Regions from separate parts of the Homo sapiens genome. Here region 1 is linked to region 2. The links are chromatin contacts, found by POLR2A ChIA-PET in ENCODE. All regions are on one chromosome and are shown on one strand. Each heading gives the region's core, a stretch centred on a gene start or an enhancer-like site at or near the end of the contact. The rest is flanking DNA. Distances are from core to core; before and after follow the strand shown.

What was found. ChIA-PET counts read pairs that join two places held with the same protein, here RNA polymerase II (POLR2A).
Region 1: POLR2A ChIA-PET joins it to region 2 with 24 read pairs in OCI-LY7. The contact joins the promoter of BAHCC1 here to the promoter of ENGASE in region 2. POLR2A ChIA-PET finds 5 or more read pairs at or near these places in 2 of 52 experiments (OCI-LY7 and activated naive CD4-positive, alpha-beta T cell).

The regions. Positions count from the first base shown.
Region 1 is chr17:81,393,601-81,398,580 of GRCh38, reverse strand. BAHCC1 (BAH domain and coiled-coil containing 1) reads right to left here and starts at 3,124. Exons shown (of 28, transcript NM_001377448.1): 1 at 2,946-3,124. RefSeq lists enhancers at 1,169-1,777, 1,778-2,386, 4,470-4,980 and a silencer at 4,412-4,681.
Region 2 is chr17:79,072,134-79,076,900 of GRCh38, reverse strand. ENGASE (endo-beta-N-acetylglucosaminidase) reads right to left here and starts at 2,077. Exons shown (of 14, transcript NM_001042573.3): 1 at 1,811-2,077. The coding sequence starts at 1,956. RefSeq lists a silencer at 1,676-2,215.

The DNA of each region.
Region 1 (4,980 bases), core at 1,875-4,374, 2.3 Mb before region 2:
TCAACGGCCCAAATCGGCCCTGGGATTTCTTCCTTCAGCGCCTGCCGGGGACCGCGAGCAGAGGCCGGTCTCCGCTCCGGGCAGTACCGGGCGGCCTGGGTACGCGGGGTCTGCGGCGCCCAGCTCGGCCCTCTAGCCGGGGAAGGTGGGCCCGGCCCAGCACAACCTTCTGCCAGCAGACCCTGCCCGGACCTCGGCCACCTAAAATAACCCTCACCTCCATTTTCTTCCACCCCCACCCAACGCGGAGCATCCACTCAGGCGAAATTGGGGACAATTTTAGACTCTGGGTGCGGAGGGTCGGAGCCAGTGATAGAAGCTGCGTGCACCACCGTGCTCCCAGGCGTCCCTCCGAAGGCGCTCCCTGGACGCACTTCACATATTACTCCTCATCTTCTAAATACGTATTGTTTTAATGTTTATCACCTCCAACAAAAGGGAGATGGATAGGCTTGATATTCCTAATTAGGAACTTTGCGGAAAACCTTGTGTTTTTGTAGCCATTCCACCATGACAACAAAGCGATTAAGATGTTTTCCATCTACTGAATACCTTTTTAAATTGCGATATTTTATGGTCCGGGTTCTAAAACGTCTTATTTGCAGACTATTTTGTGTTTGATTTAATCTATAACCGAAAACATAATGTATTAAGTGAATACATATTTGCTCAGCTGATAAGCTTTTTTAATATTTATTCGGAGAGCTTTTGCATTGTAAATAAATGGGTCTACACAAAGAGTTCTCTTTGTCTGGCAACTACATACAAAGGCGTTTGGGGCTCCCTTCCCTCTGGGGATCGCCAGCTCTCTCCCCGGGTCTAACAAATAGCTCGGCTCCCAAGCCCCGATCCCGGCCTGCAAAGCGAGCGCCCGGCCGCCAGGGCCCGGAGAGTGCTCTGGCGAGGGGGCTGCGAGCGCAGGGGTCAGGGGAGGGGCTGCCCGGGCTGGACTAGGGACGTGGGGGCCCCCAGCCCCGGCCGGCGCCTCCCGAGCCCCGGAGGGCGCCGGGCGGGACAAAGGGAAAGAAGGAAAGGGAGGGAGGTCAGAAACCTGCAGCTTCAAAGGCGCCGAAGGCCGGAGAGGGGCCGGGGGCTGCGCACGCGGGGGTGCCAGGCTTCCTGGCGGCCTCCAGGGAGTCGTGTGTGCTGTGCTTTTGTTTTGTGGTTGTTTTTTTTTTTTTTTTTCTCTCCAATAAGAAATTTCAAAGTTGAGAAAGCGCGAGCTGCCGGCGATTCTCGGGACGCGGGCTCGGCTACGAAGCAACAATTTTAATCTCCCACCCCCTGCGGGCGGATCGCAGGCCCGATTGTTCCTTTCTCACCAGCCTGCTCGACTTTTTAAGCAAACAGGAGGTGGATTACTGTCGCCTGCCTGCGCCGCCACGGCTCTGACCGGATTGGAGAGAGCTTTTCTTTGTGTTCTCTCCTCCCGGGGAGAGGCCGCGCCGCGCCTCCGCGTCTGCCCGCGCCGGGCTTCGGGGGCCTGGGGAGCCTGAGGCGGCCAGGAAGTGGGGCGAGGAAGGGCGGCCACACGGCCCGAGCTGGGAGTCCCACAGTCCCGCAGCGGCGACGCCGCCACCCGCCGAGTGCCGAGGCCCGGGGCCCACTCCCAGCCCAGCTCCAGGAGAGGCCGCGCCGGAGGACCGCGAGGACGGCGCCGCAGCGCCAGGTCGGGCTGAGGTAAGGGAGGAAATGGAGCGAAAAGTGGCGGCGGGCAGAGGGCCCCGGGCGGGCGGAGAATCGCTGACGAGGGCATTTCGGAAGGAACTGAACCTAGGAGCACAGGGCTCCCTCCCGGGAAGGCAGGGCGTGACCCTGGAGCCGCCGGTCCCTCTTGCCGCGGCCCCAGGCGTGGCTGGCGCGCTCCAGGATCTGGAGCTTCTACAAGTTTGCTTTGTTTCCTGCTTTTGCATCTAAAAACCCGCTCTCTCCTCGCCCGCCTGCCGGAGACCAGGACTCTGGCCCGTCTGCCTCCCTCCGGCGTCGTCTCCGGGAGCGCGGGCGCGGTGGGGCCTGCAGGCCGGGCTGGGACCAGGCGCGCCTTGGGGCGCGAGTGGCTCGGCCGTCGCCGCAGAACCCGCTCCCTGCGAAACAGCCGCACCCGCTCCCTGGGAGAGTCATGAGAACTGGGGTCGCGCCTGACCCCCGCGCCCGAAGAAAACCAGCCCGCGGACCCCGCCACACGGGCCGTGACCCGAGCCCCGCGCGCCGTCCCGAACGCGCGCGGTGAAAACGCCCCGCTGCGCCGGCCTTGCTCGGTCCCCCTCCTCCACCCCCACTTCTCCGGAAAAAAAAAATTCTGAATTGGGAACGAAGACCCGAAAAACTCGCCATGACCATTCCCCTCCCCGGCCCCTAGCTTCGGCCCGGAAGGCCCCTCAGGGCAGCGGCCGTGGGTACCACGACCCGGCCAGTTCCCCTCGCCGCGGACCGACCGGGCAGGGCCAACCCAGGACTGTTCCGGGGAGGGGAGCAGGGTAGGGGAGCGAATGTTGGGGTTCGTTCGTGGGTCACCCAGAACTGGGCGCACGCTGGCGGCGCCCGGACTTCGCCTACTGTCCGCCCGGTGCCACCCGCGCGGCTCGCGCCAGACGCAGCCTGGCGGTCCCTGTCCTGTCTTCGAGTATTTGTTTTTAATGCTGGGTGTCGATCGAGACAACAAGCGCTCAGAGCAAAGCAAGGATGCATTACGGGGGTAATTTTAAACCGATCGATAAGATTTTTCAGAGAAAAAAAAATCGCTCATAGTCCATATTTTTTAAGAAAAAAAAAAGCCTCAACATTTTAACGGATTTTGTTAAAAGGGAAGATATATACTTCTTAACATCACAATCCTGAATTTCTTTTGCTAAAAAAAATGTAAAACCCCAAAGCCAGAATAAAAAATAAAATAATAATAAAAATACAAAAACAAAAAAAAAATGAAAGCAATTTCAGTTACTTACTGGAGGCTGTTTCCTGGATACAACTGAATGCAATACAATTAAATCAGTAAATGTGACTTTGTTTTGTATTCCTATTGGTATTTTCAATGTGCTGACTGTTGCACTGTAAATGCACCGCTTCCACAACAACGACTCTAGCGAGCCCATCCAGAGCGGCTCTCAAACCTGCAGCCTGGCGCGGCGAGCCACGGGCCCTGCATACTAATAAGCTCGTGCCACTCAGCCCGGAACAGCCAGCGCGCTGATTGGCCGCGCAGCCCTCCACGGCCGGGAGCTCGTGCCACTCATTCGGCGTAAACAGGCCTCCCAATAGGCTGGCGCCGGGCCAGGGAACTGCCAATCAGGAAGCAGCGGGGCTACTACCAAGCCCGATGGCGCCTAATTCAAGCCCGGCGACTGCGCAGCTCCTCTGCGCAGATCATTGCTGCTGAATGGGAATGTGGTGGCGCAGGGCGGGAGAGGGAGCTGGAGCGAGCGAGTGCGCGTGTCCCGGCGGAGGGGGAGGCGTAGACACAGACACAGACACACACACACACATATATGTTTAATCCAGCAGGTCTAACGTTTGGCTTCTGCCGCACAGAAGGCCAAGGGAAGAAACACCACCACCCCTTAAAAGTAGCTGCTTTTTCTCCCTGGAATCTGTCTGGCAGGTGGCAGGTAGGCCAGACCTCCAAGCCCAGAGGCCTCCCCAGGTTGCCTGGCCCATCTACCGCTCTGAAGCTGCTGCCTGCCCGGACCCGAGCTCGCGGATGCACGCACGCACGCCCGCTGCTTGGGCAGCAAAAGCTTTGAATAGCCCGTCCGGCTCTCTCCTCCCCATGACCTGGGGATCAGACCCTGGGAAGTGAGTTCTGAGTCTCCAGCCGTCTACATTACTGGCTCTCAATTTTATCTCCCTCTGCCACACTTTGCAACAGAGCAGCTACTAAAATGAAAATCAGGGATTTATTGAGAAGACAAGGATTGCCCTTTCTTCATCTACACCTAGATTTAGAAAATATTTTCAGTTTGGTAATGGGGGAAGCGGGTATGGTGTGGTAAACCATGTATAGTATTTCTCAATGCTGCTCCCTGTCTGCCTATCTGCTAAATCCTCACTCCAACTAAAGCAAGCCACTGAACAATTTTTATCGTAATCAGATGCAAACCACTTCTAAAATATTCCGCAAACAAATATTTCTGTTAGAATTTGGTTTCCCACCCAAATGCTATTTATTCTCAGGGAGTCGAGGTGATGTCTTAGTGGCGATGGATACATTTATTTTTGCTCCTCTTTCTCCATGTGAATCTCTGCCTCCCCCTCTGGGGGAAAAAAGGATATTTAAACTAGGAGCCAACTGACAGATTCACACGCATTCGAAATTCTCCACCGTCTCATTCCGGCAGGGACACGAAAGAGTTAAACTCAAAGCCTGTTGTCTCTCTGTTTCCCCGCCCCCACTCCCGCTCCCGCGGGACCGCTGGGATTGGTTGGCACTCCGCCAGTGGACTGTCCATCACCGAGTGTAAACAAGGCGCTGATTGGCTGTTGTCCAGTCCGCACTGGGCCTCCTGAAAAAAGCAATTACTGGCTCCGCGGTTTCAAGGCGGCCCAAGGCCGCTTGATGAAAGGAGATAAGCTGGGGACCGTTTCCAGGATCCCCGCGGGCCGACCGGGGCAGCCCGGGAGCCGAGGTGCGGCGGAGAGCCCGCGGATCAAAGGAATCTGGAGAGAAAGGGGAAGCGGGCGGCCGGCCCCGGCCGGCCTTCCCCCCCGCAGGCCACGCCGACCTGGGGTGGGGGGCTGCGGGCCGCGGGCGGGGACTCCGGGATTTCCCGCCTGCCTGAGTCGGGGCCTACGCCGGCGCCCGCTTCGGGCGGCTCGGCCCGGAGGGGAGCTCCGGAGAGCCCGGGGCTCGCAGGTAAGCACCGGCGCTCCGCGGGCCGGGCCGGGGACGCAGGACAAGGCGCGGGGCCCACCCCGGCTGGCTCGGGAGTGGCGGTCGCGCGGGCCCGGCTCCCGTCTCCGGCGTCTCCCGGCTCCGGCGGCCGG
Region 2 (4,767 bases), core at 828-3,327:
ACTCCATCTCAAAAAAATAAATAAATAGAATAAACCTTACCCTCTAAAGCAGCCACCCCAATACCACAAAGACCAGACATAAATACTTCACAGGGTCCCCAGGATTTTCTATGGCCAAGGGGCAATATCCAAATACCCAAAGCACCAGAAAGTTTCAGGTCCTAAGAGAGCAGAGACCAGGCTTCCTCTATAGGCCACACTTCCCTAAGTGCCTTCCGCGCTGTTCATGGATGTATGTTACAGGGAGAAAGAGTTCCTTCGTTCCTTCGGTACATTAACATGGAAAGCTCCTAAATACATCTCAAACCACTTTCTTTTAAAAATTGATTGATTAATTGAGACAGAGTCTCGCTCTGTCGCCCAGGCTGGAGTAAGGTGGTGAAATCTCAGCTCACTGCAACCTCCAGTTCCTGGGTTCAAGTGAGTCTCCTGCCTCAGCCTCCCAAGTAGCTGGGATTACAGGCATCTGCCACCACGCCTGACTAATTTTGTACTTTTAGTAGAGACTGAGTTTCACCATGTTGGCCAGGCTGGTCTCAAACTCCCGAACTCAGGTGATCACACGCCTCAGCCTCCCAAGTGCTGAGATTACAGGCATAAGCCACCATGCCTGGCCTAAAAAATCATTATTATTTTAGGAGCAGTAAGAAGACACCGCAGTGGCTATTTAGAGGCCATGGCACCAACGTTGAGATTCCCTAAATCTACCAACGCCCAAGGCCACTTCTTTGTTCACTGAGTTGTCATCTGCCATCACTCCACTGCCATTCAGAGGCCTGTTGCAAAGAGTCCTCTGTAGCATCTGCCATCACCAAACACTGACCCAGGGCCTCCAGAATGACATTGGGAGACCCTGAGAACTGCAGGGGTCGGGGACGGATTCAAGCAGAGATGCCGCAGTTGTTCCTCTCCACCTTCCTTTTCCAAAGCCCCCTTCCTCGTTGATGTCCTTATTATACTTCAGCCACCCCCTCCCAGACCTTCTCAGAACAATCCCACACCAGGTCACCTTTGTCACCTGTCATTCCTCCACTAGGAGGGAAAGAGCCATCTCCACATTCCTCCTGTCCAAAAATATCTTTCCCAGCAGCCAGCCTTCATCCCATCTTCATGAGGTCTGAAATGCTCAGCAGTCTCACTGCTTTGGGTTTAGAAACAAAGCTACGGCTGCTGTTTCCGGAAGCCATGTCTGTGCTCCTAACTTCTCCCCCTGCAACCTACTGAGGGGGAGTTTACCGGGTGGGCAAGTGCCCCCCAAAGGAAGGAAGCCCAGCCCAGAGGGGCATGTTCGTCCCTTTCTGTCTCTGTGCTTTGGCCCTTTCTGTTCCCCGCCAGTTGGATACCCTACTCCCTATTCTCCACCTACTGAAGGCTTCCTCCTCCCCAAAGACTCAGTTCTAGTGTCACCCCTACAGAAGGCCACCCCTTCCACCAGCCGGCATCCACTGAGCCAGGCATGAGCACCGCCGCCGGGATCTTCCGCATAGACCAGCGACGTGGGAAGCAGGGGTCTGGCCGGGGCGTCGGGATTCCCGCTGGGCCCCGCGGCCACTCGGGTTTGCACCCGTATTTCTGAGATAGGCAGGGGTCACGCACGGGGGCCGGAGGCCGCTGCCCGGCAGTGGCGCGAGGACGGCGGGGCGGACCGGGGCGGAGGGGCGCTGCCACCCTCTGTCCCTTACTGTGCACGGAGCGGACACAGGCGCCGGCCCCCCGCCCCTCGGCGCGCCCGTGCCGGGAAACCTCGGGCCCCGGGGCCACGGACTCTCAGCCCCGCGGATCGGGGTTCACGCGGGCCCCGCAGCCCCACCTCCTTCCCGGCCGCCGCCGCCGCGGCCGCGGCTCCTGATCCTCCTGCTCCTCCTGCGTCCCCGCCTCCGGGGCCGCCAGCCCCTGCAGCTGCCGCCGCCGCCGCCGTGTAGCCGACCGGGTGACCGTCACCGCCGCGGCCTCCATGACACTGTCCGCGCACGCCGAGAGGCAATCGCAGGCCCGGGCCCGCCCCCGCGCCGCGCTCGGCCAATGGGAAGTGCGCAGCGCTGACGCCGCGCTGGGACGGGACTCCGAGCTGACTCCCGGCCAGCGGCCGCGCGGCGGGGACTTTGTTGAGGCGACAGGCCGGGGGCGGGGCCGAGGACGGGGCGGGGCTGTGAGGGGCGGGGCCTGGGCGAGTTCCGAGCCCAGGGTTCGTCGTCGTTCTTGTTGTTGCCCATCATTGGCTATGAGTCCAGGGTGCTAGAAGGCTCTAGAAGGCTTCGGAACGCCCCAATCTTAGAGTTCTCTCTTTAGCCTCACCAGCTTCCTTTGTCAAGCAAACCGAGGTTTATCCCAGAGAGATTAAGCAATCTCCCAGAGGGCACAAAGTCAGCAAATGGTGGCAATGAGATTTTAACTCATGCAGCTAACCCCTATTAAAAGATAATTTTCAGACCGGGCGCGGTGACTCACGTCTGCGATTCCAGCACTTTGGGAGGCCGAGGCGGGCGGATCACCTGAAGTCAGGAGTTCGAGACTACCCTGGCCAACATGGTGAAACCCCGTCTCTACTTAAAATACAAAAATTAGCCGGGCGTGGTGGTGCATGCCTGTAATCCCAGCTACCTGAGAGGCTGAGACTGGAGAATCGCTGGAACCCGGGAGGCAGAGGCTGCAATGAGCCGAGACGGTGCCATTGCACTCCAGCCTGGGCGACAGAGGGAGACTCCGTCTCAAAAAAAAAAAAAAAAAGATGAAAGGTTAGTAGGTTAGTATCGGGCCATGTGGAAGCTGGTGTCCTATGTAGGATGCATAGTTTTCCAGTGAAACACGGATTTCTTTCTACAGCCCCACGCCTGTGCCCAACAGTAGTAGTTGCTCTACCCCTAAGCGTGCAGGGCCTGGAGTGGCACCTCTGCAAGAGTGGCACTGCCCAGCGTCTTAGGCACAAAAGGAGTTCACAGGAAACATGATAGAACAGAGCCCTGAGAAGCCAGAACTCAAGGCTGGGCCCCACAGGGCAAACCAAGGCTCTCCTCCCTCCAGGCCCCAACGCCCCTCCACAGCTAGGAGCTTCCAGTGCTGGGCTGCAGCTGCCGCCCAAGCCAAGTTGACTGGGCCTTTATTATTGTTGCAGACTTTGAACTTTATGAGGCTCCAAGCTTCCATAAACGCCAATGGTGGGAACTATGACTAAGGTTGTTGAATATGGGCCATGGTGCAGGCCAGCCAGTTAGGCAGGAAGGACGGGCCACTCAGAAGCAGGACACGCTGACCCATGGGGAGGACAGAGAAGGCAGAGGGCTCCTCTTTGGGGCTTCAGTCCTGGGAAGCTTACAGTGAGCGAGGGCAGTGGATCCCCAAGTTCCCTCCTGCTGTGTTCAGGGGTGCACCGGACGTGGACAGTCTTGATCTGGGGTGCATGTAACCAGGTGTTCCCAAGCCCTCACCTGCAGCTTAGCAATAAAAATAGATAAACTTTCATCCTACCCAGGTTAGAACACAGTTCTAAGGGATACTTTGAACAGCCTTTGGGTAATGCTCAGTCTCTGGGAGAAAATATGCCCAAACCTCCCTTTTCTTCTCTCCTTTCCAAAGAGTAGGCACCTGGTCTAGAAGAGCAAGAAAGTGAAGGCAGCCTTGCACGCCCCTGAGGACAGAAAGGACTTAGGCCTTGTGGCCTCTTGTTAGCCCCTGTGGCTCGTGGTCTCTCTGGATGTCAGGCCAAGCCTGGAGGGGCCCTGTCTGCCTTGAGCTCACATTGGCTCATACTGGGGCTCTGGATCCGTTTGAGGCCTGAGTGGGCCCTCTAAAACCCTAACCTTCTGGTGTTTTCAGATAACATACAGAGCAATCAGTTAAATTTGAATTCCAAATAAATGATGCCTGGGACATAGGACAAGCTTATATTAAAAAGTTATTGCATATTTATCTAAAATTCAAACTGAACTAGGATGCTGTCTATGCATTTGCTAAATCTGGCATCCCTACCTGTGAATCTGAACTACAGCCTCGGCAGAGCCACCCTGCCCTGTTACAGGGGCCCCTCTGACACCTCCCTGCAGGCTCTTGGCTGTCCTGGGCTCTGCCCACACCAGTACTGGTTGGTTTGGGACAGCTGAGCCTCGGGTCTCCCTGCCTGACCATGCTGTCCCATCAGCTTCCTGTTGCAGGTCGTGACGCAGTGCATGCACTTGCCTCTGCACCCCCCCTCGCCATGCCCAGAGCGCCCGGAGTGGGGACCTAGAGTCACACCTGCTTGCTCTGCCTTCCTCTGCCTCCTCCTTCATGGCCTCCGGGGGAGCCGGAAATGAGAATCAGGTGAGTGGACACCACCTGGTCCCCGGGCTTGGTTGCTGATATGCTGAAGAGTGTGGCAGGAACTAATTGTCCCCAATATTCCTTCCGAGCCTGTCCTTTAGGAACGGAAGCCCCACGTTTTTGCTGACTACATGGTAGCCCAGATGAAGACAGCATTCCCCAGAGGCAGAACTTAGACCTTCCACGTGTACTTACTTACAAGTAAGCTGTGGTTTATGAAACAAGAAACAAAGTGAGAAGTGCAATTCTGGTTGTGCCTGCAAAACAAAGGGGGCATTGCCCTCCACCTTTCCTTCCTGGCTTCTCTTGGTCGCCAGCTGGGTGCAAGGATGTGATGGCAGGAACTGCAGCAACCATCTGAGACCATGAGATGAAAGCCACTTGTGGAAGGGCTGGGAGGGGCCTAGGTCCCCAACAGCAAGACTAGTGTTGCCCTGGACTGCTTATGTCTGGACTTTTTTTTTTTTTGAG